Regions from separate parts of the Homo sapiens genome. Here region 1 is linked to region 2. A link is an interaction called in ENCODE POLR2A ChIA-PET data of the cell type or tissue named here. Cell type or tissue: GM12878. All regions are shown on one strand. Links, peaks and the distances in the headings refer to the core of each region. The heading gives the core; the rest is flanking DNA. Region 1 overlaps ANKRD6 (ankyrin repeat domain 6). Region 2 overlaps RRAGD (Ras related GTP binding D).

Region 1 (17,494 bases), core at 8,050-10,549, 120 kb after region 2:
CCAGACCCTTCCAGCTTGCAGTGCTCCTCTGCCTTCTGTAGTTCCCGTGTCACTCGTCTGGAATTATTTTTACATTTGTGGACCCTTATTACTCTTGCCTGAGGGTAGGAACCAACTCATCCATTTCTAGGTCCCCTCAGCATACTCAAACTGCATGGCCTACAGCCTGTGCTCAGTGTGACATTCTCTTCTGGTTCTTTTCCTCGTCAATATTCTCATCTCTCCTATTGTAAAACAACAGCTACCCCAAACTCTCTCTTTACCCCAGATTCTTCTCCTTCTACAGCCATCTCTCTCTCCTTTTCTCCATAAATGGTTGTTTTAATGAGTAGCTTTGTTGATTTTCCTGATAAACAAGCTCATTCAAGAAAAAAATGCAAATAATACAGGACTTGGTGAAGGTAAAAATCTTTTAAAATGCCATCACCCAGAGATAAATTACTTTTCACTAAACATCCTCTCTCACTGCACACACATACACACACTCAATATTCATGACACACAATTTTGTATCAATGAAATCACACCTAAATGCTGTTCTATGACCTGCTTAAAAAAATTTCAACATTATACTGGGTACATCTTTACAAGCTAGTTCTTGTTAATCCTCAGGAAAACGTTACTGAAAATGGCTGTAAAGTATTCCATTATTCCAGTGAGTCAAAAATGATTAATAGGCCAAGCACAGTGGCTCTTGCCTATAATCCCACCACTTTACTAGACCGAGGTGGGAGGATCGCTTGAGCCCAGAAATTCAAGATCAGCCTGGGCAACATAGCGAGACTCTTGTCTCTACAAAAAATTTAAAAAGTTAGCCAGGCATGGTGATGAGTGCCTATAGTCCCAGATACTCAGGAGGCTGAGGCAAGAGGATTGTTTGCACCCCAGAAGTCAAGGCTGCAGTGAGCTGAGATCGTGCCACTGCAGCCTAGGTGACAAAGTGAGACCCTGCCTCAATAATAATAATAATAATGATGATGATGTACTCCCCCTTTAAATGAGCATTTCTGTTTTTTCTGTTTTGTTTTGTTTTGTTTTGTTTTTCCTCTTATAACCAGCACTATAGTGAACATCTTTTATAGCTATCTTTAGACTCTCTTTCCTCCCTGTTATCTTTTTAGGATAAATTCTTAGAAGTGAAATCGCTGGGTCAAAGTATATTTATTCTAGGTGCTGTTAATGCCCAACTGCCCATCAAAAAGGTAATGTTGTACCTAAGTAAAGTTGTGAGTGGATTTTTCACTACCCTCACCAACATGGATGTTGTCCAGTCACCCTAATCTTTACTAGTTTTATGGCTTTATATATATGTTTACATTTATATATAATGCATTTCTTTGAAGACTGAGTTTGAAAATCATTGTGTAAGTTAACGCCTGTGTGTGTGTGCACGTGCACACACTTATGTGTTTTCCTTCAATTAGACTGAAGTCTTCTGGGGACCTGAGCCTAAATAATTTCAGGTGGATCACTTGAGATCAGGAGTTCGAGACCACCCTGGCCAACATGGCAAAACCCTTTCTGTACTAAAAATACAAAAAATTAGCTGGGTGTGGTGGCAGGCGCCTGTAATCCCAGCTACTCGGGAGGCTGAGGCAGGAGAATCGCTTGAACTTGGGAGGTGGAGGTTGCCTGGATTGCACCACTGCACTCCAGCCTGGGTGATGGAGTGAGACTCTGTCTCAAAAACAACAACAACAAAAAAAAAAAAAAAAAAAAAGAGGAGATCTAGGCAGGAAGTTAATTGCTGGAGTTACTAGCACCTGGAAGGTCATTGAAGCCACGAGACTGGATGGGACCCCTAGAGAGTAAGTATATATAGACAGGAGGCCCAAGGACTGAGCCTGTGGATTACCTAATGTTACAGCTGGGGAGAGGAGGAAAAGCCAGCAAAAGAATGTGGGAAAGAGTGGCCGGAAAGTTAGGAAGGAAATAGGTATGTGTTTATCTGTGTGTTAGTGTGTATGTGTGGGTGTGTGTGTGTTTTACTGAAAGCTGAGCAAAGTTAAGGAGAAAGGATTCACATTTCAAATCCTGGATCAAGTTAGTCCAGGAGTGAGAACTGACATTTGAGCTTAGCAATGTGGAAAACACCAAGACCTTGATAAGAGCAATTGTAGTGGGGTGGCCGAAGGAAAGCCTGACTGGAGTGGCTTCAAGATAGAGAAGGAGGGAGGCCGAGGCAGGAGAATTGCTTGAACCCAGGAGGCAGAGTTTGCAGTGAGATGAGGTCACGCCATTGCACTCTAGCCTGGGCAACAAGAGCGAAACTCCATCTCAAAAAAAAAAAAAAAAAAAAAAAAAGAGAGAGAGAGAAGGAGGAGAGAAAGTGAAGTCATAAGTGTAGACCACTCCTTCTGAGGGAGAATCCACCCCACCTTCCTCCTAGCTTCTGGTGGTTGCTGGCAATCTTTGGCGTTCCCTAGCTTGCAGATGCAGCACTCCAATCCCTGCTTTCATCTTCTTAGGGTGGTCTCCCTATGTACATGTCTCTGTGTCCTAATTTCCCCATTCTATAAGACACAAGTCACATTGGATTAGGACTCACAGTAATGACCTCATCTTAATTTGATCATCTTCAAAGACCCTATTTGCAAATAAGTTCACATTCTGAGATAATAGGAGTTAGAACTTCAGCTTATCCTTTTGGGGGGCACCCAATTCAATCCATAACAGCAACCCGTTAAGCTCCCACATTGTTTCAAATAGTTTATTTGACTTTCTTGGATCTTTGGGATATGTAATATATACATTGGAAATCATTTTGTTGGTTTTCTACTTTGTAAAGTCTGTAACTTGAATTTTGCTCCCTTGTCTAATTTTGTTTTACTTTAACCTCCTTGAAAGATCTGACTACACTTATGATTTCTATTTCTTGACTCCTGGGTCTTTGCCACCCACTGAAACCACTGTGTTCTGTACCATTAACCACTAGCCTGAGTTATGGAACGCTTATAGAAGTTCTTGTTGGCAGAGCTCTAATCTAAACTGAATAAGCACCTTACCTTACCTGTAGGGAATTAGGCTTAAAAATTGAAAGACCACTCAGTCTCACTGGCCCACGTTGGAGTATCTGCCTTGGCCCTGTGAACTGGAGCTCATCCCATTCAGAGACGGTTCTGCCGGTGCCCTGGTTACCTTGGCTCATACGTGGCTAGGAAGAGCCCCAGAGGAACGGTGGTCACTGCCTGCTCCCCAGCCTCCCATCCACCCCCATGGTCACTGTCCGCATGGTCACTGTCCTTGCTCTGTGTTTTCATGGTGGACTACTTATACTTTTTATTTAATAGAGTTTCTTTAAATCGGAGATTATTAGATTTTTTTTCCCTAATCTCGCATCCCAAATTTCAAATTCAGGCATGCTATATAAGTTTTTCCTCCCTTGCCTATACCTTTTAATCTTACATAGCCATTGCTGTAGGTCTAGAGAATTTATTTAACAGCATATTGTTTCATTAAAAAAAATTTGGCCAGGAGCAGTGGCTCACACCTGTAATCCCAGCACTTTGGGAGGCTGAGGTGGATAGATCACCTGAGGTCAGGAGTTTGAGATCAGCCTGGTCAACATGGTGAGACCCTGTCTCTACTAAAAATACAAAAATTAGCCAGGCATGGCGGCGTATGCCCATAATCCCAGCTACTCGGGAGGCTGAGGCAGGAGAATCGCTTTAACCTGGCGGTGGAGTGAGCCAAGATCGCACCATTGCACTCCAGCCTGGGCGATAGAGTGAGACTCTGTCTAAAAAAAAAAAAAAAGAAAGAAAGAAAAAGTAATTTTTACTCTAAAGGTGTTACTTCTTGTTTACTTTTCCTTTTAAATCTCATCTTTATTCTCATCCTTTAAAGATTATCTAAGTCTCACCAGAAAATTTCTGCATACCAAAAATATAGTGTTTACTAATCAAGTATAACAACATTATACTTTTGTAAAGTAATGTCTTATGTTACCAATTTGGATGATTTTTCTAAACATTGTTTTCAGGCACTGTTAGTCCAGTTAATGGTGAGAGTTTAGGCTTAAAAACTGTCAACTTGTAGCTAGGTGTGGTGGCTCACGCCTGTAATTCTAGCACTTTGGGTGGCCGAGGTGGGTGGATCACTTGAGGTCAGGAGTTCGAGACCAGCCTGGTCAACATGGTGAAACCTCATCTCTACTTAAAAAAAAAAAAATTAGCAGGATGTGGTGGCACATGCCTGTAATCCCAGCTACTTGGGAGGCTGGGGCAGGAGACTCGCTTGAACCCAGGAAGCAGAGGTGAGAAGTGAGCCAAGATCGTGCCACTGCACTCAAGCCTGGACAACAGAGTGAGACCCTGTCTCAAAACAAAACAAAACAAAAATTTTCAATTTGTAATGGCATAGATGAAAGAGAAACAGGTGGCAGTGTTTATGTGTCAAACTTCTCCAAATAGACGACTGTCTCACCTTTTGAAACCCTGTCTCAAAAAAACAAAACAAAACAAAACAAAACAAAACACCTGAAAACTTACTGGGTCTTGTTCAGTGACACCCTCCCAGGATAGCCTGTGCCTAGAGTGTGAACACACTGCCTATAGATTCTTCCAGAAAACCTCACAGTGAAGGGTGTTGATGGACAAGAGAGCTGTGTGTGATGCTACACAGCTCACCCAACTTCTTTTATCTTTTTTCCCACATCTCTGTAGCTGTCATTAGCTTGAGGTAGAGAAAAAATGTTCAGAATGTACAGTGATCCCTAAACAAATTATTAACAGAGGTCATAAAGGCATTTCAATCTGAGGATATCTAACATGAATAACTTTTAGACTCACTCTGTCACCCAGGCTGGAGTGCAGTGGCGGGATCTCGGCTCACTGCAAGCTCCACCTCCTGGGTTCATGCCATTCTCCTGCCTCAGCCTCCTGAGTAGCTGGGACTACAGGCGCCTGCCACCACGCCTGGCTAATTTTTTGTAGTTTTAGTAGAGACGGGGTTTCACTGTGTTAGCCAGGATGGTTTCGATCTCCTGACCTTGTGATCCACCTGCCTCAGCCTCCCAAAGTGCTGGGATTACAGGTGTGAGCCACCGCTCCCAGCCTTTCTCATCTTTTTAAATCTGAAAACTGCCCACTACAGTGTTGCACTGGATGTAGTCCAGTGTGCACATCCACCCACAGTGAAAGTGAAACCAACCATGAGTTGAATGAAGTATTATGGGAGTGTTTGTGGGAAGCCTGACAAACCTAAAGTTTGCCTCTCATTTTCTAGTGTAGTAGTGGATTCTTGGTACGGTTATAAGCTGTTCTAGACAGTGCGAAATCTAGTGTTGATTTCACTTTGATTTGAAATTATTTGTGTTTTTACTTTGGCTCCTTTACAGCCAGAGTAAAACTTAACTTATATTCTTGTATTCCAAGTTTAACTTATTTTCCAAGTTTAGCTTAACCTATATTCTTGACCTGATCAGAATTTTTGGACTTTGGGTCAACCATAAAGAGGCTCAATATATAATGAGAAATTTGTCTCACTTTAAGTTGTCAGAAAGCAGCACCCAAAACGCTCTATGTAAAACATGAATAGATGCATGAAAATACAACTTATTTAAGAAACAAACCCAAGGAGCCCAAACCTAAAATCTGGACCTTTCTTACTTAAGCAAAAATATCAGAGTCATGCACGTATGACTCTTATTCCATGACTGTCTTCAAATTGACTCATCACATCCCTGTTTTCAAATTAAATAGTTGCCATATTCTAAATTCTGTTTATGAAGTTAGGAGGTAAACAGAAAACAATCTAAAACCTGCTTATTTCAATTGATTCTGTTTGTTAGCATATCTGTACTGGCATGAATATGATTGGAACATGCAGAGTTGTAGCACACCCTTATTTCTGGTTGATTGCCAAAAATAAAGACATCAAAGAAAATAGAAAAACTGGGCAACAAATCATAACTGCATAGGTTTTTAAATTTAGTAGTTATTCTAGATCTCTCTCCATAGCTTTTCTGAATGAAACTGTCCCTCTCACAGCCCCCAGCCTCCCACTGTCCTAGATAGATGAGGTGATTGTTCTCACCACCTTTGGATTTGTACATGTGTGGCATTGTTTTCATAGGACAGATTCCCAGATGTGGAAATGCTCAAAGAGAGTGAACATTTAACAAATACTGCCAGATTGTCCTCCAGAAAGGTTGTACCCATGTGCACATCCACCCACAGTGAAAGTGAAACCAACCATGAGTTGAATGAAGTATTATGGGAGTGTTTGTGGGAAGCCTGACAAACCTCAAGTTTGCCTGCCATTTTCTAGTACAGTAGTGGATTCTTGGTATGGCTATAAGCTGTTTTAGACAGTGTGAAACAATTTACAGGTATCTTTAGCAAAGAACATTTTCATAGGTACTTTTACATGAAAAGTGTTATAATATTAAAGAATCTTTTAAAATAATGCATAATGCCACTCTTGATACATTTTCATCTTTTGTAGATTATCATCTACATGTGAATATATTTTACCAGTTATAATTAATATGTGTATGTTTTTGTGTTTTTGTTTTTTTGTTTTGTTTTGTTTTGTTTTTTTAAGACGGATTCTTGCTTTGTTGTCCAGACTAGAGTGAAGTGGCTTGATCCTGGCTCACTGCAACCTCCGCCTCCTGGGTTCAAGCAATTCTCCTGTCTCAGCCTCCCGAGTAGCTGGGATTATAGGCGTGCACCACCATGGCCAGCTAATTTTTGTATTTTTTTTAGTAGAGACAGGATTTCGCCATGTTGGCCAGGCTGGTCTCGAACTCTTGACCTCAGGTGATCCGCCCACTTTGACCTCCCAAAGTGCTGGCACCCAGCCAATATGTGTGTATTTTTATCTTTGACTTTTTCCACAAAACTGTCTTATAAGCTGTTTCCTGTTTCTCCATATCTTTCATCATGGCTATTTAAAAGCTGCATGTTGTATTTTGTTATTATACCATACTTTGTTAATTCAGTTCTTAATATTGAATATTTAATATAAAACTAGATACTTAAACTGCATGTTCTTAAGTGATAAGGTTGATTGGTTTGATGTGGTTATAAAAGTAATACAGTGCTTATAGAAAAATTTGGAAGACACAAAAAAATAGGATGACACATACAAATTGTCCTGTAACTCCTGTTAATAAATTCTGTGAGCATTAGGATGTATTTCCTTCCTGTCTTTTCTTAATATTTTATTTTCTTGTTTTATAGTCTGCAACCATGCTATTTGTGAACAACATTCATTTTTACATGTTTTAAACTCTTTTCAAATATCATTTTTCCTTTTTTAAAAAATATGAAAGGTTTTTGTTTTGTTTTGTTTTTTGAGACGGAGTCTCGTTCTGTCGCCCAGGCTGGAGTGCAGTGGCACAATCTTGGCCCCCTGCAAGCTCCGCCTCACGGGTTCACGCCATTCTCCTGCCTCAGCCTCCCAAGTAGCTGGGACTACAGGCACCCCCTACCACGCCCGGCTAATTTTTTGCATTTTTAGTAGAGACGGGGTTTCACCGTATTAGCCAGGATGGTCTCGATCTCCTGACCTCGTGATCCACCCACCTCGGCCTCCCAAAGTGCTGGGATTACAGGCGTGAGCCACCGTGCCCAGCCGGTGAAAGGTTTTTTTTCTTCTGGTGAAAGTAATTTGAAATTGTTACTGTAAATTGAGAAATAATCCCAGTCATCTATAATTCCATCACCTAGAGGCAAACATCATGAATAATTTGGTTTATTACCTTCACATATTTTTCTCTTAAAAAAAAATTTGAGATCATACACCATCATTGTTTCTTAATTAGGGGGTGGTCATGGACCTTTTTAAAAATCTGAAAAAATCCAAATTAAGAATTCTTTTTTGGCTGGGCACGGTGGCTCATACCTGTAATCCCAGCAGTTTGGGAGGCCGAGGCGGGCGGATCATGAGGTCAGGAGTTTGAGACCATCCTGGCTAACATGGCGAAACCTCATCTGTACTAAAAATACAAAAAATTAGCCAGGCGTGGTGGCGGGTGCCTGTAGTCCCAGCTACTCGGGAGGCTGAGGCAGGAGAATGGCATGAACCCGGGGGGTGGAGCTTGCAGTGAGCCGAGATTGTGCCACTGCACTCCACCCTGGGCGACAGAGCGAGACTCCGTCTCAAAAAAAAAAAAAAAAAAGAATTCTTTTTCAACCAAGTGGCCAGTTGAAAAAAATTTTTTTAATTAAAAAAAAGAAAAAATAGAAGTCTTACCATATACATACATTGATACCCACCCTTTCCCCCTATTAAACGTGATAAAGTAGGCATTTCTGTATAATTATGAACTCATAAATATGCACATTTTCTGATTATTGTGCATTGAATTATCTCTGTCCTCAAATTCATATGTTGAAGTCCTAATCCCCAGCACCTCAGATTGTGACCTTATTTAGAGATGGGATCTCTACAGAGCTAATCAAGCTAAAATGAGGTCAGTAGAGTGGACCTTGATCCAATATGATTGGTGTCTTTATAAAAGGAGGAAATTCGCTAGGCACGGTGGTTCATGCCTGTAGTCCCAACTACTCAGGAGGCTGAGGTGTGAGGATGGCTTGAACCCAGGGGTTCTGGGCAGTAGTGTGCTATGCCAATTGGGTGTCCAAACCAGCATCAATATGATAACCTCTCAGGAGTGGGGGACCACCAGGTTGCCTAAGGAGGGATGAAGTGACCCAGGTCAGAAATGGAGCAGGTCAAAACTCCCTTGCTGATCAGTAGTGGGATAGCACCTATGAATAGCCACTGCACTCTAGTCTGGGCAACATAGTGAGACCCTGTCTCTAAAAAAAAAATTTAATTGGCCGGGCACGGTGGCTCACGCCTGTAATCCCAGCACTTTGGGAGGCTGAGGCGGGCGGATCACCTGAGGTCAGGAGTTCAAGACCAGTCTGGCCAACATGATGAAACCCCATCTCTACTAAAAATACAAAAAATTAGCCAGGCGTGGTGGTGTGCACCTGTAATCCCAGCCGGGGTGAGGAGGCGGGGAGGGGGCGGGGTGGTGCTGAGACAGGAGAATTGCTTGAACCTGGGAGGCGGAGATTGGGATGAGCTGAGATTGCACCACTGCACTCCAGCCTGGGCGACAGAGTGAGACTCTGTCTCAAAAAAAAAAAAAAAGAGGAAAAATACTTAATTAAAAAAAAAATTTTTTTAAAAGAAATGAGACATACATAGAAGGAATATGAGGTGAAGAGACATAGAGAAGATGGCCATTTACAAGCTAAGAAGAGGGGCCTGAAAAGATGTTTCCCTCACAGCCCTCGGAAGTAGCCTACCCTGCTGACACCTTTATTTCAGATTTCTAGCATCCAGAACTGTGAGACAGTAAGTCTCTGTTGTTTAAGCCACCCAGTTTACATAATGCAGACATTTGGATGAATATTTACTTTGTGCTAGGCATTGCACTAGGTTTAGGAATACTAAGTCAAAGAAGTCAAGTTCTCTGTCTCGAAGGTACCTAGATTGGCATGTGCATAAAGAACCCTGGGGTTGTGCAATTTTGGGCGATAAACAGGGCATCATGGGAGGCTAGGTTAGGCAAGGGTCAGGGAAGATTTCCCGGGGATGTATCACTTGAGCTGAATTTTGAAGAACCACTGGGAGCTTACTTAACTATTTTTCTGTTATTGGACACTAGGATGTTTCCGGTTATTCATTTTTACAAATGAGAACTTCCCTGTGTTTTTGGATTATTTCTTTAGGATAGATTCTCAGCAACGTACCACTACTGAGACAAGAATATGAAACCAGAAACATCATTTGAAGGCAGCATAATATTCTACCAGATGGAGCTTTCCTGGCTCATTGAATCATCTTCTTTTATTGGATAGCAGTCCCCCTAATGTTCTGTTTCCAGTGTTTTGTTATTATAAATAGTGCTGTAGCATACATTTTTTGCATAAAGCCTTTTTCCATAATTAGAATTATTTCTTTTTTTATTTTTTATTTTTATTTATTTATTTATTTATTTATTTATTATTATTATACTTTAAGTTTTAGGGTACTTGTGCACAATGTGCAGGTTAGTTACATATGTATACATGTGCCATGCTGGTGTGCTGCACCCATTAACTCATCATTTAACATTAGGTATATCTCCTAATGCTATCCCTCCCGCCTCCCCTAGAATTGTTTCTTTAGTGATTGAATCATAGAAATAGAATTACAGTATGAAAAAGGTTTACTTACTTTTCAAAAATACTGACATTCTCAGTAATAATCAAGTGAAATTTATTAACAAATTAATTTGATTTATTATAGTCTTTATATTGTTTGGGGTGTGTTAAAACAGTTTAATACTTCCTGCTTTTAAAGACTGAAACTTTCCTAGAAAGTAAAGTTTGGTTTGTATCACGTGTGATGAAGAACCCCTTTTCTTTAAGTTCCTCCTCCACCTAAAAGAAACTTGCTTTATAAAGGGCACAATACTGTCACAAACTTGCCCACACAATTTCTGTGCTGGTTTCTCACCAGCTGGTGTGTATATTGCATCGGCCTCTGTTCATACTCTCCTAGATTGTTGTCTGTCTGAAAGGTAACTATCCCAGAAGATCAGCCTTCCAAGTGAGCTATTTCTGTTCTATTTTGTGTGTCTTTCAAAATGACTCCTGCATTCTCCACCAGACTCAAAATCCCATTTATGTTGGCAGCATATCTACTGTAATAGAGTAACAGAGAACTGCAGTTATGGTGACACATGGGAATAGGGGCGCATGAAGGAGCCAGGTCAGGAATGACAGGGTGCTCTGTCCCAGTGAGGGGAGGGTTTGCCAGCAAGGATTGTATTGTTCCCTTCATCTCAAAAGTGAGTATGAGTACATTTTAGTCACTTAACAAAGTAATAAACATCAAGGGCTACTTATATATTTTGTATATTTTTTATATATTTTATATATTTTTTGTATATTTTGTATATATAGTTTTGTATATTTTTAAAAAAGATATCCTCCTCACTAATTACTTTTTAAAAATTTTACTTTTAAAAATCAGAAAAAAAAAATGCAAAGTTGGCTAGAAATAGTGGCTCATGCCTTGGCACTTTGGGAGGCCAAGGCAGGAGGATCACTTGAGGCCAGGAGTTTGAGACCAGTCTGGGCAACATAGTGAGACCACATCTCTACATTTTTTTTTTGTTTTTTTTTGCTGGGCATGGTGGTGCATGCCTGTAGTTTCAGCTACTTGAGAGGCTGAGGTGGGACGATCACTTGAGCCCAGGAGGTTGAGGCTACAGTGAGCCATCATTGTGCCACAGCACTTCAGCCTGGGTGACAGAGTAAGACCCTGTCTCAAAAAAAAAAAAAATAGAAGAAGAAGAAGAAGCAAAGTTATATGTATTTTAAATATTATAGGAGCACACAATGTAGAAAGTGTAAGTATCCCATAATCCTACCCCACAAAGATAACCCACCATGGTCTGCAGTTTAGGACATATTTCTCTAAATTTTTTCCTTGCATTTAAAAAATACAGTGATGCTCAACTTCGTTAACAAAAAATGAAATACAAAGTAAACAAAAATGAGCATCCCCCACTTTAGCTCTTAAAGATAAAACAAAAACGTAAAAACAGTAGTTATATCCATGTTGGTGGCCACATAGCAAAATGGGTACTCTCATACAATGTTGGTAGGAATATAAATTGGTTCAAATTGAACATCTCAAACCTGAAAATCTGAAATGCTCCAAAATCCAGAAATTTTTGAGTGCCAACATGACGCTCAAAGGAAATGCTTATTGGAGAATTGTAGATTTTGGATTTTGGGATTTGATATGTTCAAAGTATAATACAAATATTCCCCAACCCCCCAAAATTCAAAATCGGAAACACTTCTGATTCTAAGCATTTCAAATTAAAGGATACTCAACCGTATAATCTATTTAGAGGGCAATTTGTCAGTAATGATCAAAATTTTATGTGTAACACATGTCATGTGCATTTCCTCTGTTGACTTTAGAAAAAGAGGAATGTTGATAGCTGTTTTATAATAATGTTATTAGCAATAGTGATCGTGGTAGTGGCAGGAATACTGCTGGTTGTGCTGCTTGCAGTAGTGGTACTGGTGGTACGGCTGGCAGTGCTGGTGGTACTGCTGCTGCTGCTGGTGGTGGTACTGCTGCTGGTGGTGGTACTATTGGCAGTGCTGATACTGTACCACTGATAGCACTGGTACTGGTGGTACTGGTGGTGCTGGTGATTTGAGCATTCACTGCCTTCTACTATGTGATGAAGCTTAACAAAGTCACATCCAAGTCTGCTTTGTACCCAGAACAGTGCCAGAGGGCAGTGTGGGTCAAAGCACCTCTTTTGATTCTCTCATAACATAGACAGAAAGATGAGCTTTCCAGGAGGAAAGATTTTTACCATTGCCCCTCATAAGGTGGAAATAGCTGGTGTCCATCCAAGCCCCTGCTCACACACTCAGAAGGCACTTCCTAGGAACTCCTTCCCCGCCTTTGCTTCTAAGTCCCAGACCAGCAGTGAGATTCTGCCCTTTGAAATATTTATAACATTCAATTCACTATAAAACACTTTGTAAATGTAAGTGCTGTAAGTGGCCCAAATTATATCAGCAGCTTTTTGAGAAATGGGAAAAGGAAAAGGAATTTAAGGGAATGGGATCCAGTGAGCCAACCTTGCTATTTTCAAACCAAAATAAATGGCCGTAGATCTGCATTTTATAATTTCAGAAATGACTAATGCTTGGACTATTTTTGAGCATTATAAGAGTGGCTTCATCCCAGTATAAATCATTCTTTCTACATTACACAGATTATGTTGCTTTTTAAATCAATTTTTTTATTTCATAGTCATTTTGTTTCCAGGTCTAAAAATCCTGAAATTCCTTTCTTAAGGGGGTCCCTTTGTATCAGCCACTAAGGAAGTCATTGAAACCTAACTGGCTTCTCCCAGCACCCACTACGTAGGCTACCCTCTCCCCAGTCCTGCAGGAAAGGCCCCTTGCCCACAAATGCACAGGGGCCGGAATTTTTCATTGTTGGAAATTCTCCCCACCTTGTGTAGATACTGTCTCCATCTAATCATCACTCCTTTGTTCTGCTGTTTGGAACCCCCAGAATAAATCTACTCTTTGTATCCTTCATGTATTGAGGATGGTCATACCCCTACTCCCACCCTCAAATGATTTCTTCCTCATTGGACAGGATTCCTGGAAGTTACCCTCCTGGTTACCTACTCCACTAGGTAGAATAGTACACAGACTGTCTATTCTCCCGAGTCCCCACCAACTTGTTCATAATAATGTATTTCTGATAATGAATCCTAAAATTGAGTTTGTTAACTTGTTTTTGGCACCCACATCACACCATTGTCTCATATTGATCTATAAACAAACCAAAACTCCAGACCAGTTGCTTTTTGAGCCTAAGTGCAAGATGTAACATGCTTCTCTGAAATGTTGTCTTTTTTCCTTTGGGCTCATTCTTTCCAGACCCAGACATCTTTTGGAATTCTGATTCTGTCCAGTGGGTCTTATCTAAAGCATTCCTCTCTCCCAGCACAGTGTCCTTGGATGACTTGAAAAGCCCGCCTGGTAGATTGCTGATGTATTTACTTAGGCCCAGGGCTCTGAAGAGGGTGACAAATCTCTCATAACGAGTTTGCCAAATGCATGCTGGCAGCCCACGGATTCAAGGCTCCTTAGAGAAGGCAGAAGAACAAAACCTAGGGCCTGGCTGTCAGAGGGTGCCACAGCTGCTGGGGTGGAGAATCTGCTGGGGTGGAGGATTGGAAGAGTTTTGGTTTGGCCATTGACATGTAAATGTCAGAGAGGCCTGAGGCTGTTCCCCAGTGGACCCTCCCGCCTTCCCACACAAAGCCCTGGCTCTGTGAGGGCCATGGCTTTGCCTTTGTGAGGCCTGGGCCATCCCAGCTGCAGAGGGAAGTCCCCGTAAGTATTCACTCTTGTAAAACTGTTCCATTTTGCACTGTGGTTGTCGACAGCAAGCTTCTCCCAGCTGCATGGAGTGGGAGTGTTCTCTTTGGAATGCGCTCTTTTCTGGATATAGACATAGGTCCTTTAAAGGTTTTTGAAATGAAAATGAATACTACTAGGTGATTATTAATTTGAATTATGTAAGGAGAGAAACAGAGAGATATATTTGTGCACGTGTATGTGCATTTACAAGAACAAGATTAGCTACAAGGTTCAAAGGACTTTTTGAATTTTACCTGATATTTCTGAAGGATAATTTTATTTTTGGCATTGTGTTTTCTGTAGTCCTCCTCTCTCTCTCTGTCTCTCTCTCTCTCTCTAACCTATTTTGAGACAGAGTCTCGTGCTGTTGCCCAGGCTGGAGTGCAGTGGTGCAATCTTGGCTCACTGCAACCTCTGTCAAGCGCTTCTCGTGCCTCAGTGTCCTGAGTATCTGGGATTACAGGTGTGCCCACCACCATGCCCTGCTAATTTTTGTATTTTTAGTAGAGATGAGGTTTTACCATGTTGGCCAGGCTGGTCTCAAACTCCTGACCTCAGGTGATCCGCCTGCCTCAGCCTCCCAAGGTGCTGGAGTTACAGATGTGAGCCACCGCGGCCGGCCAAGAATGAATATTTTGAAGTGTTTTTTCTTTTTTCCTCTGAAACTTCAGTGTCCTATATTCAATATGTGAATTGTGAAATACGTGATGCGCTTACCACAGGGTAGAGGATATATGTCTTTGTCATGCTGTGGGCTTATTTTTTTTATAAGTCCTTTACTAACTGGCCAGCGATTATTTAAAATATAAATTGAGATTTCATATTCAGAATGAGGAGTACTGGATTGAGTAAGAGGAAAATCTTGATCTTAAAAAATCTTGAAGTAAAAGGTTTTGTTTGGTAAAGTTTTCCCACATAGGACTCACTTCCTTAACTGCTTACAGAGATGGTGCTTTTAAAGAAAACATTTTCTTAATAAAATACAAATGTTTTCAGATCTCTCTGTCTTTGGTACAGATGCCTTTTGCAATATGAGTTCAGTACACAGTGTGCATCCTTAAGCCTTGAATATTCAGATACATTTTTGCTCTTTTAAAAGTAATTACAGTAATAGAATTATGTTTACATTCCAGAATACCCATAATGAGATTGGAAAAAAAAGTTCAAGCAGTCAGTCTTCTATCCAGAAGCCATAAATTCTGTTATTGAGTGTGAAATCTATTCTTAATTTTTAAATGTCTTTTGCTCTAATGAACTTAATTAGTGGAGTTTGGTACAGTGGAAAGAATACTAAACAAAGTGTTTTGAGACGTGGGCTCTATCTCTAGCTACCTAGGTGGCCTTAGGTGAATGTCTTCTGGACCTCAGTGATGGACTGTATCAATGGTTCTCAACTCAGGGGCCCTTGGAAATGTTGAGTGGGAACATGTCAGGTTGCCACACTGTATGGGGGCACTAATGGTTTGGGAACCCTGGATGTTAGGCATCTTGAAATGCCCCAGACTGTCTCACCCAGCCCAATGAAGAATTGGCCCACTCCAAATATCAATGACACCCCTACGAGTAACACTGGACTAGATGATTACTTAGGTTTTTCCTGCTTTGTTACTGTCAAGTTCATAAGTGGAGTATTGGCAAGCATCTAAAATAATGTGATGCCAATACGCTCAGTGTCTGTCTCTCACATTTAGCATTGAACGCTATGTTTTCTGGGGTGAAGTCATACCCAGTAATGCTGGGTCAGGACATGCGGCTGTGGCAACTCAGATTCAGAGCTTTGTTGCTGGGAGAAATCTCTACTGTAAGCACAGAAAATACTGATATGGCTCAAAAGCAGGTGCAGAGCTGGACCTGGGTTTTTTGGTTGGCTTTGGATTATCCTTATATTCTTTCCTCAAAGGGAAGCAGTGGGTTTGTGGCCACATGCTTGCCCCAAGGCCCTGGGCTTTTCTGCTGTAAACAAAGGGCAGCTGCCTCTTCACACTTCTCTGCTGCTTGGTGCTGTCCCATCTGTTGGGAAAGGGGGTCTCTGGAGCCTCCAGTGCTGCCCTGCAAACCCAAATCCGGCTGCCTGTTGTCAGGAACCATCTAGACAACTCTGACGAGGCAGAAGGGGATTTGGTCTGGAAAAAAGATTCCTGGGGTGTCTAAATTTTTTGGTAGGTTGGCATGATTAAATTACTCCTTATTTGATAGTGAAGTGCTGTTAAATGAAAGTCACACAGGAAAGCTTCTCTCTGGATTGTCTTTTTGTAGAAAGCAAAGGTGAGTTATTACTAATCCTCACCAGAAATTTGCTGTGATGTTTGTGCATATATACAACTCTTAATAACTACAGTGTTCTATTACCTGAAGCATGCGTTTTAATTAATGTGTTATTTTCCCTATAAAAATAATTTATTTAAAGAAAATTCAACTAAGAAAAATATCAGTAATAACTACATTTTGATACATATCTTGCCAGTCTTTAAAACATTTTTAAAAAATGGGGTCATAATGTATGATGTTTTACAACTTTCTTTGTTCACTTTGTAATATCTCATGTATTGTTTCTGAGACATATAGTCATGTGTCACATAACAACTTTGTAGCCAGTGACAGACCATCTATAGGAAGGTGGTCCCAAAAGATTATGATGGAGCTTGTGTAGAAACCTGATGTGTGGCACTTGAGATTGGCATTGCAGATCAAGTAGCAGAAATGATTGATATTCAGTAATGGTGCTGGGACATTTGATTATATACATATATGAAAAAATTATATAAATAAAAATATATATACCATCTAGGTTTATGTAAGTACACTCTATGATGTTCTCACATGACAAAATCACCTAACAGTACATTTCTCAGAATGTATCCATGTTTGTAACATGATTGTATTACACAATTTTACATGACTTCTGTCTTAGTTCAGGCTGCTATAACAAAATACCATAGACGGGTGGCTTAAGCAATCAGAAATTTATTTCTGACAGTTCTGAGAGCTGGGACATTTGAGATCAGGGTGTCAGCATGGATTAGTTCTTTTAAAAATTTTTTAAATATATTTTTAATTTTTAATTTTTTTGTAGAGATGGAGTCTCACCATCTTGCCTAGGCTGGTCTCAAACTCCCGGGCTCAAGCGATCTCTTTCCTTGCCCTCCCAAAGTGCTAGAGGTGCGAGCCACCCTGGTTCAGTTCTGTCAATGGCCCTCTTCCTGGTTTCCTTGCCATGTCCTCACATTTGTAGAGCAGAGAGAAAGGAAGCAAGCTCTCTTGTTATCTCTTCTCATAAGGGCACTAATCCCATTGTGAAGGCTTCACCCTCATAACCTAATTACCTCCCCAAAGTCCCATCTCCAAATCACATCACACTGGGGATTAGGGTTTAAACATATGAATTTGGGGTTGGGGGGTGGACACAAACATTCAGTCCATAGCAGCTACTGGTAATTCACTGAAAGGATGGTGCCGAAGAGTACAGGTCCTAGAGTTGGACCCTGTGGGTTCATACCTTAGCCCTGACACTTATTAACTGGGCAAATTATTGAATGGCTTTGTGCATTATTTACTCATCTGTATAATGG
Region 2 (8,621 bases), core at 1,461-3,960:
TTGTGTTTTTGTCTTTGTCCTTTTTGAACAAAATACTCTTCAGGAAGACAATATGTCGTGAAAGGGTCACAAGTAATGGCAATTTTCTGTCTTATAAAGGTCACCTAGCAAAATCAGGGGAAAAAAGGCAAAGACATATTGATTAATTATTCCTGAGGGTATGACTTTGGATAACAAGTATTGGAGATCATTAAGTAGGCTTTTAAATAATTATTGAACAGAGAAATACAAGAAGTACTTATTTATGGTGATTATGAATATGTAGGAAAAAAACCCTGATGTTTAACAAGTGGTTCTCGAGATGTAGTAAAATCTCCACTGACAGCATTCTACTCAATGTAAGGCATGCTCTACCTTAGATAACTAGGAGGGAACTGTTAGAGGACTCACAATGTTGTTTCAGTGATGATAGAGACCCAGTTGTAAACGATGCATGTGAAGTATTTGAATAAAATTGTTTGAGGAAAAACCAATTTTTCTAAATTAGTACCATTTGCATAATTTGTGCTATTAGATGTAAATGAGTATTTAAATACTGAATCAATAAATGGTTTAAATAGACTTAAAATTATTTACATTCACAAAAGTCTACATTTGAAATATAGGTTAAATAATATAAACTCTTAAAGCTGCATAATCAAGTTGGAAAAAATGCTAACACTTGGGGTGTTGATGTGTATGTAGGTATGGAGGATGCAAGAAAGCTCCCCTAGGTGATTGCAACCCTAATCCCCTACCATTTCCCCTCCCTATCCCTTTAAACAACTACAGAGAAAACAGTGTCTCACAAATTATAAGAATTGTTTAGGGTCCTTATTTAAAAATACAGATTTCTGTATTTCTCCCTGGAGATTCTGATTCAAGAAGACCGGGATGGGGCTGGGAATCTGCATCCTTAAGCACTCTAGATGATTCATAAAATCAGGTAACTTTGGAAAATATGGGCCTAGAGCATTAAATGAAACAGTACTATGTGTATTGGTGGCACCGTTTCTTGCACCTTATAAAGCTAAGTGAATTCCTTCCTCTCCTACGGAGATGGAAAGATACATAGGACTGTCTCCCGCAGTCACCCCCTTTACTGCACTGCTTCCCAGGGAAAAGAAACAAAAGCCTAATTACCAAGGCCACCTTATAAGCAGTCTGGGAGAAGGCCAGAATTAGTTCCAAGTTATTGGCTATCTAGGTGAGGAAAGTTGAGTACTATGGGGCTTAGCTCTCTGCAAAGCCAGAGGGGAGAAAACTGAGTAGCAGCCCTCTTAGGGACTTAGGCAATAATGAAAGCAGAAGGCAAACAAAAGCAGCTTGTAGGAATGGAATTCTCCACGTGGTGATGAGGGTTAGCATGGGACTGAGGTTTAAATTGCTCTATCATAGTTGGCCTTTCATGAGAGGGGGATTGGTTTCATGACTCTCAATTTTGGAAGAATAGAATAACCCTGCTGGCCCCAGGAGCTTATTAGGAAAGATTGAGGAAGCAAGATGGTCAAGGTCTCAGGCAGCTGGACACCAGTTAATGCCCCCACCCTCCTGAGTGTAGTCACTGGATCAGCTCCCTTTCAAAATAGCACAAAAGGGCAAACTCATGGATTCTTTTTTTTTTTTTTTTTTTTTTTGAGACGGAGTCTCGCTCTGTTGCCCAGGCTGGCGCCCAGTGGCGCGATCTCGGCTCACTGCAACCTCTGCTTCCCGGGTTCAAGCGAATCTCCTGCCTCAACCTCCTGAGTAGCTGGGATTATAGGTGCGTGCCACCACTCCTGGCTAATTTTTGTATTTTTAGTAGAGACGGGGTTTCACCATGTTGGTCAGGCTGGTCTTGAACTCCTGACTTTGTGATCCACCCGCCTCGGCCTCCCAAAGTGCTAGGATTACAGGCATGAACCACCACACCCAGCCAAACTCATGGATTCTTGATAACGGATAAGACCAATGTCATCTGAATTAACAAAGGACCCCTTAGGAGTCAGACATGAGCTCATGAGTCACTAAACTCCATGTAACGCTATCATATTATAGTCAAGGATAGAGTCTGTAATAAAAATGATCCTCTCAGGCCTACAACCCCATCAACCCTTCACCCGTAATACAACCCAGCATACAAAAATACCCAAGGATGGCAGTGAAAAGAAAAACCACTTTAGTAAACACTAGAAGGCCATGATCAAATGAAAGAAAAATTCAGGAACTTACTCAGAATTTCCCATTTGTTAAGATCTCTTAATTAACAGAGAAGGAAAAGATTTTAGGTTGGAAAGAAAATCCTTAGATATTTCTGATGTGGCCAATGGGTTCATTCTAACACTACTTTACAAACCACAGGTTGTGACTCATTAGTGGATTGTGAGATCTTTTTAAAAAAAGCAAATGAAAGAGAAAATACCAGAATGCATTGCATGTAGAGAGGATATAACTTGGTAAGTTTTTTTTAGTAACATTTGTATGAGTGTGTGATAGTTTGCAATGTGAACTGTATTTATTGTGGCTCACAATAACAAGTTTAAAATTGATTTCATAAAGGTGAACTACAGTTCTGTCCCAGGGCAATTTTATCTAGCGTTCAAACATGGCTTCAGGCATGAGTTCACATGGACGTTCTACTTTTTAAAGATGGTTTAGTTTTTCAAGATTGAATATGAGAACCACACTTCATCTCAGCTTTAACTGCTAAATCATTTATTGAAACCATAAATGTAATATTCTACAAAGAAAAGACTATTGACTTGTAAATATTTGTTGCACTGTTCTAACAATATTGTTTTGGATTTTTTTTTAAATCCTGGAATTAAGTTGTTTCTTGGAATAATATGATACTTCAAATTGGTATCTTAAAATCATGAACGAGACTACTAGAGCTTATATTTTCACTTTCCCAGGACTATTGCAAAATACTGATGATACAACTGAAATAAGATCACTGCCTGAACTTAACTGTAATTTATGATAAAAGTAGGTCTTTTGAGGACCTCTAGGACAAGTATGACACATTTTAAAATCACCCAGCCTTTCAAAATTCTGAATGATGTGAAAGAGTTTTGCATTTACCATCAGATTTTTCTCACATATTCTACTGTTCCTGATGACATGTTAAGAGAATATAAACATTCTTAGGCGACACTCTTATAAATAGTTCCCTGGTACGAACAGATTGAAAAGGGTAGAAAAGTAAAATAAACTTTTGTTTGTTTGTTTGTTGAGATGGAGTCTCGCACTGTCGCCTGGGCTGGAGTGCAATGGTGCGATATTGGCTCACTGCAACCTCTGCCTCCTGGGCTCACACGATTCTCCCGCCTCACCCTCCTGAGTAGCTGGGATTACAGGCGCACACCACCACACTGGGCTAATTTTGTGTATTTTTAGTAGAGACAGGGTTTCACTATGTTGGCCAGGATGGTCTTGAACTCCTGACCTCATGGTCCGCCCACCTCAGCCTCCCAAAGTGCTGGGATTACAGATGTGAGCCACCGCGCCCGGCCAAATAAACTTTTTATTAAATCCAATTCTGGAAGTGATATTGATGTCATACATGTATTAAGCTGGAAAAGTATGAATATTAAAATAACATTTAAAACTTCCTACTTTTAAGATAATTCACCTCTTAATTACAAGGAAAAGCACTACATGTCAATAAACATTTCGAATTTACAGCCTACTTCTTCTATTTAGTCTTACATTAAATTAATAGTAAATATAGCTATTGATCTATTGGTTGAACAACTCAATTTCTTGGATGCTAGTTATTATCCATGGTCTCTGCTGCGCACAGTGGTAAAGTCCTACACAACTGCAGTTCTAAAAACTGACATCTATAAGGACCTATCAAAAATTAGTTTATTTTTCATTATTTTTAGATATTAAAATCCTTTCATCTCCAGTATCTGCCTTTTAGCCATTTCTCTAGCACAGAGTCTGGAATATAATTGGAACCCTATAAATATCTGTTGGATAAAAGAACATTGTTAATTTCCCTCAGAAAGTCACACCATCATAGGAGATTTAGCAATCATTATTGACAAAAGAATCAAAACTCATGGCTCCTTTTATTTACCCCACACTCTTTTGGTCATGCTTGTCCTCAACACATTGAGGGAGAATAAACCAAGTCCGGAGATGCAGCAAGGCCAGGGAGCAGGGTCTTGTGAACTCTGCTAAGGAGTTTGGGCTGATATCTAGGAGTCATGGAGAGCTTCAGACCTGGAGGGTGTTAAGCAAGGAAGCTTAAGAAGGTCAGGAAGCAAGGAAGGTCAGAATTGTGGTGGTTGAGAGAGGCCACTCGGGGTCTGTATGAAGGATGGATGGATGGATGGATGGATGGATGGATGGATGGATGGATGGATGGATGGATGAATGGGGTAGAGAGACACTGGTTAAATAGCTACTGAAAGGTCCGATGCAGTTGCTCATGTCTATAATCCAAGCACTTTGGGAGCCCAAGATGGGAGGATCACTTGAGCCCAGGAGTTTGAGACCAGCCTGGGCAACATAGCGACATTCCATCTCTACAAAAAAACAAACAAAAATTAGCCAGGTGTGGTGGTGCACACCTGTAGTCCTAGCTACTTGGGAGGCTGAAGCAGGAGAATCACTTGGGCCTAGGAGTTTGAGGTTATGGTATGCTGGGATCATGCCACTGCACTCCAGCATGGGCAACATAATGAGACTGTCTCTCAAAAAAAAAAAAAAAATACTGAAATCCAAGTAAAAAGGAGATGGTGGTCTAAACCAAGATAATGGCAGAGGAGATGGAGAGAACAGATTCAATAGACCTTTGTAAGGCTGAGCTGAAAGAACCGAGTGACTGACTGCAGGTGAACAGGAGGGGAGGGAAGAGTCAAGAATGAGGCCCAAGTGTCTGGCAGAAGCACAGGGAGGAAAGTCACACCATCATAGGTGATTTAGCAAGAAGGAAGCCAATTTTAGACATATTAGATTTGAGGCTTTTCACCTATAGAAGATTCTAGCAAAAGCATGCTAGTTGCAATTTAAGATATAGATCTGAAGGTCAAAAAAGAATTAGGATGGAAATATACCTTTTTGGATTTTATTCCAGATCAGTATTTTATTTTTTTTACATATATTGAAATCTCAAGGTAAAAAGTTGAATACAGTTAAGACCAAAGGCTTATTCTTAGATTTCTGAGCTTGAAATATACTATTGCCTATTAGAAAACCAAATGGCTATAAAAGGTATTTATATTTTCTTTAGATATTTAGACACTTAATACCATCTTCAGCATTAGAGTTATTTAATGGGTTAGGAATAAAAATGCATGATCTTTGACTTTCTTCTCTGGGTGAAGTACATTTAGAAGACTGCTCCTATTGGTTCTATAAATATGCCAGGGGAGCTCATGTAAGAATAGGTACTTCTCAATATGCCAGCATTCATGCCCATGTAGTAATTAGTAGTTTAGGTGGATAAACTCCAATGTATCTGGTGGGCTCTGACACACTCTCCTGAATACCGCCCTCCTTTTGCATCCTCAAATGGCATGGCACACCCCATAGTCTTAGTCCACCAGACAAATCCTCTAAGTGCCCCTCTTCATATTTGTGAAAGGAAGGTATTTTTTTTAAAACATTTGGTGAAGCTGCTTATAGTTGTAGTTGGGAAAGTGGGCTTACTAGCTATATGATCTTGAGCAAGTTATTATTTCATCTTTTTGACCTTGGTTGCCTCATCTGAAAAATAGAAATGGTAACAGTACTTACCTCTTGGATTTATGAATTTTAGTTATGCAAAAGTACTTCAGAGCAGTGCCTGCGGCATATTGTGTGTACTCAATCAGTATCTGTTATTACTAAATACTTCTGTTGAAGACAAAATTTTCTTTCTCTTAAGCTCAACATCACTACTGATGGAAAATCTTGGAAATAATTATTTCAGATCAGGTTTTCCAACCAGGAACAGGATTTCATATTTGAGATATAACATCTAATGCTAGCCCCTCTCTGAGAACTCCTAGGGGATCTGAAAAAGGTCATTGTAGGATGGAATCTTACTAAGCAAAGTTAAGAATGATAAGGTAAACTGTTAGGAAAAGGATTTCCATATGACTAGGGGATTAGGGCCACAGCAGCAAGAGTTAATATCTGAAGTTTACTGAAGTAACAGTTCTACAGCCCTAACTGGCATGTACCCATCAAAAATGTGGAGATGTAAGAGAGTTTAAAAATAAAAGCATAAATTAAATTTAAGTAGTGAGATTTATCATCATTTCCATAAAATGAGAGCTGGTTAATCAGGACAAATAAATTTTACCAAATGGATGTAACAGGGCCAATGAAACAGTGACATACATGTATGGTAAGCAACCTCAGAAACAGGAAAGGCTGTACTTCCTTTTCACCAAAGAGACAATTCTGCTCCCAGAAAGCTTAGCTATGAATACACTTGAAATGAGAGCTTTACCAAAGCATGAACCTAGGACACATGCTTTTAAATTGGCAGTTAACATTCTTGAAAGCAATGGCTTAACAATGGTTATTAAGTGATGTACTGCTTAAAGTAAAACATGGACTATACCTGATTACAAATTACATCCAGTCTGTACAAGTTGAATACATACCATACTTTAATAACCAAGACAATTCAGCTGTTTTTCCAGAGTATATTTCAAACAGAGTTGGCATATAACCCGTATGTAACAATATTGCTGTGATTTTAGTCATATTTAAGGGTCCAAAATATGTTCACAAAAGAACAGTTTGTGAATGTCAACCAGTTTTTGCTTTATATTCCTTCAAAAACATTCCACCCTGGTCATTCACACTAATCTACATCACTGAAAATAACCAAAATAATTCACAGTCTCACCTCTATGTAAAAATTCTAATTGACTCAACAGGGAAAGGACTGCCCTGCTCCTTTTGAGGAAGGAAACCTGCAAGGCAAGTTCTCAATCCCTAAAACCAAGCAAAAATGTTCCAGTGCAGTTGCTGTAGCCATGTATTTAGGATTTGTATTTATAGAATTAAATTTGAGAATGAAACATGGCCATACACATCGCAATAAGCTGCCTCTCATATCAAAAATACAATGCAAAATGACTTGAAGACATTTCCAATAACACAGATTTGAAAAACTGAACGCTTAGACATAACTCCTGCATCTTTCTTTAATTAAGAAGTCATTGCCACACTTACAAAGTTAGAGGCAGTAATCTATATTAGCGTGTGATTAATCAAAGAGTACACTTACTACCATGAACTTGGGCCCTATGTCATAGAATTATTTTTGCCTTTCCCCCAAAGAATCATTTGCTCTTGAAGTAATAGGCTTTTTAAGGCACATTTTAACAAAAACCCATCATATACCCAGCTTAAACATGGAAGCTCCAACCTGGTTATAGTAATAAATATACCTAAGTAATGTGTGATTTACCAAATAGGCTAGTGTCTCTAGCTTGAGGATAAAGTCATATTAGAAAACTGATTCTTCATTTGCTTATTCAAAGTGAAACAACATGTAAAAAATATTAGAGAATTAGATTTATAACAATAACCCCTAAGTGTCAGGTCTGTTGGCAAAGGTCCAACAGGATATAGCTCTGGAAATCAGGGAGCCCTGGGCTCCTAACCATCCAGGTTTCGGAGTAGGAATCATGAGGAAAGGAGTTAGGGCACCTTAATTATTTTTAGAAATCTCCTTTCAAAATGCACAGAACCTTGGGAGGCTCAAACCTTAAACACCAACCAGATATCATCTTAAATTCAGTTACCAGCTTCAAAGAAACAGGACTTGGGGAGAGGAAGGAGAGAGGTTGGAAAGAAGCCACAGAGAGAAGTGGGAAAGTTTAGGCTGGGCACAGTAGCTCAGGCCTGTAATCTCAGCATTTGAGGAGGCCAAGGCAGGAGGATTGCTTGGGGCCAGGAGTTTGAGACCATCTTGGGCAACACAGTGAGATCCTGTCTCTACAAAAACAAAATTTAAGAATTAGCCGGGCGTGGTTGTGCACACCTGTAGTTCTAGCTACTAGGGAGGCTGAGGTGGAAGGATCCCTTGAGCCCAAGAGGTAACAGTGAGCTATGATTGTACCAATGTATTCCAGCACAAGCAACAGAATGAGGCCCCCCTCTAAAAAAAAAAAAAAAAAAAGTTTCAAGTATAAGTTGCTTTAGGGACTTTATATATTTTGCTAGGACCAACTTTGATGTTCTTAGGAGGCTCTGCTTTAAAAAAAAAAAAATCTCATTTTCTAATGCCCCACAAGCATGCCTTAGGGTGCTAACCCTTGAGATGCACGTAAAATTATCTACTTGGAATGATTTGGCATAGGGGTAGATTTAGGACTCTTAATTTCCTGTTAGTCTAAAGTAAACATAAGTGAAATAATTTCACAGAAACAATTACACAGCTAATTGTAATGTCTCTCCAGCCATCCTTTTCCCACTGACCTTTAGGGGTCTTCAGGATGACTCTTCAGCCTTGCAGAGCATGCTGGTGGCAGGCTGAGCTTGGCTTAATCATAAGGTGGGAACAAGTGGAGTACATGAGGCATGTTATCACCAGTGAGAAGGAGATGTGGAGGTGACAAAAGTGACTAACAGGATTGAGCTCCATGGTGGGGTTCTGCGATTTGTTCTATTCACTATGGTCATGGAGCAATAAAGAACTGGTCCTG

What was found. Peaks named below come from ENCODE experiments on the same cell type or tissue, not always from the same donor. Only the 100,000 strongest peaks of a DNase experiment are listed, where the experiment ranks them.
Region 1: POLR2A ChIA-PET joins it to region 2 with 6 read pairs; 5 of 35 experiments call an interaction of 5 or more read pairs at or near these places.

Annotation. Positions count from the first base shown.
Region 1 is chr6:89,469,661-89,487,154 of GRCh38, forward strand. All of the region lies in intron 1 of ANKRD6 (ankyrin repeat domain 6), which reads left to right. It also overlaps the pseudogene RN7SL11P. Among named protein-coding and RNA genes, the nearest start is that of ANKRD6, 45 kb to the left of the region's middle. In GM12878, for the core only: no CTCF peak of the experiment used is centred there; no DNase peak of the experiment used is centred there.
Region 2 is chr6:89,358,450-89,367,070 of GRCh38, forward strand. RRAGD (Ras related GTP binding D) reads right to left here. Exons shown (of 7, transcript NM_021244.5): 7 at 6,167-8,621. Among named protein-coding and RNA genes, the nearest start is that of UBE2J1, 10 kb to the left of the region's middle. In GM12878, for the core only: no CTCF peak of the experiment used is centred there; no DNase peak of the experiment used is centred there; H3K4me3 peaks cover 900 bases; H3K27ac peaks cover 2,029 bases.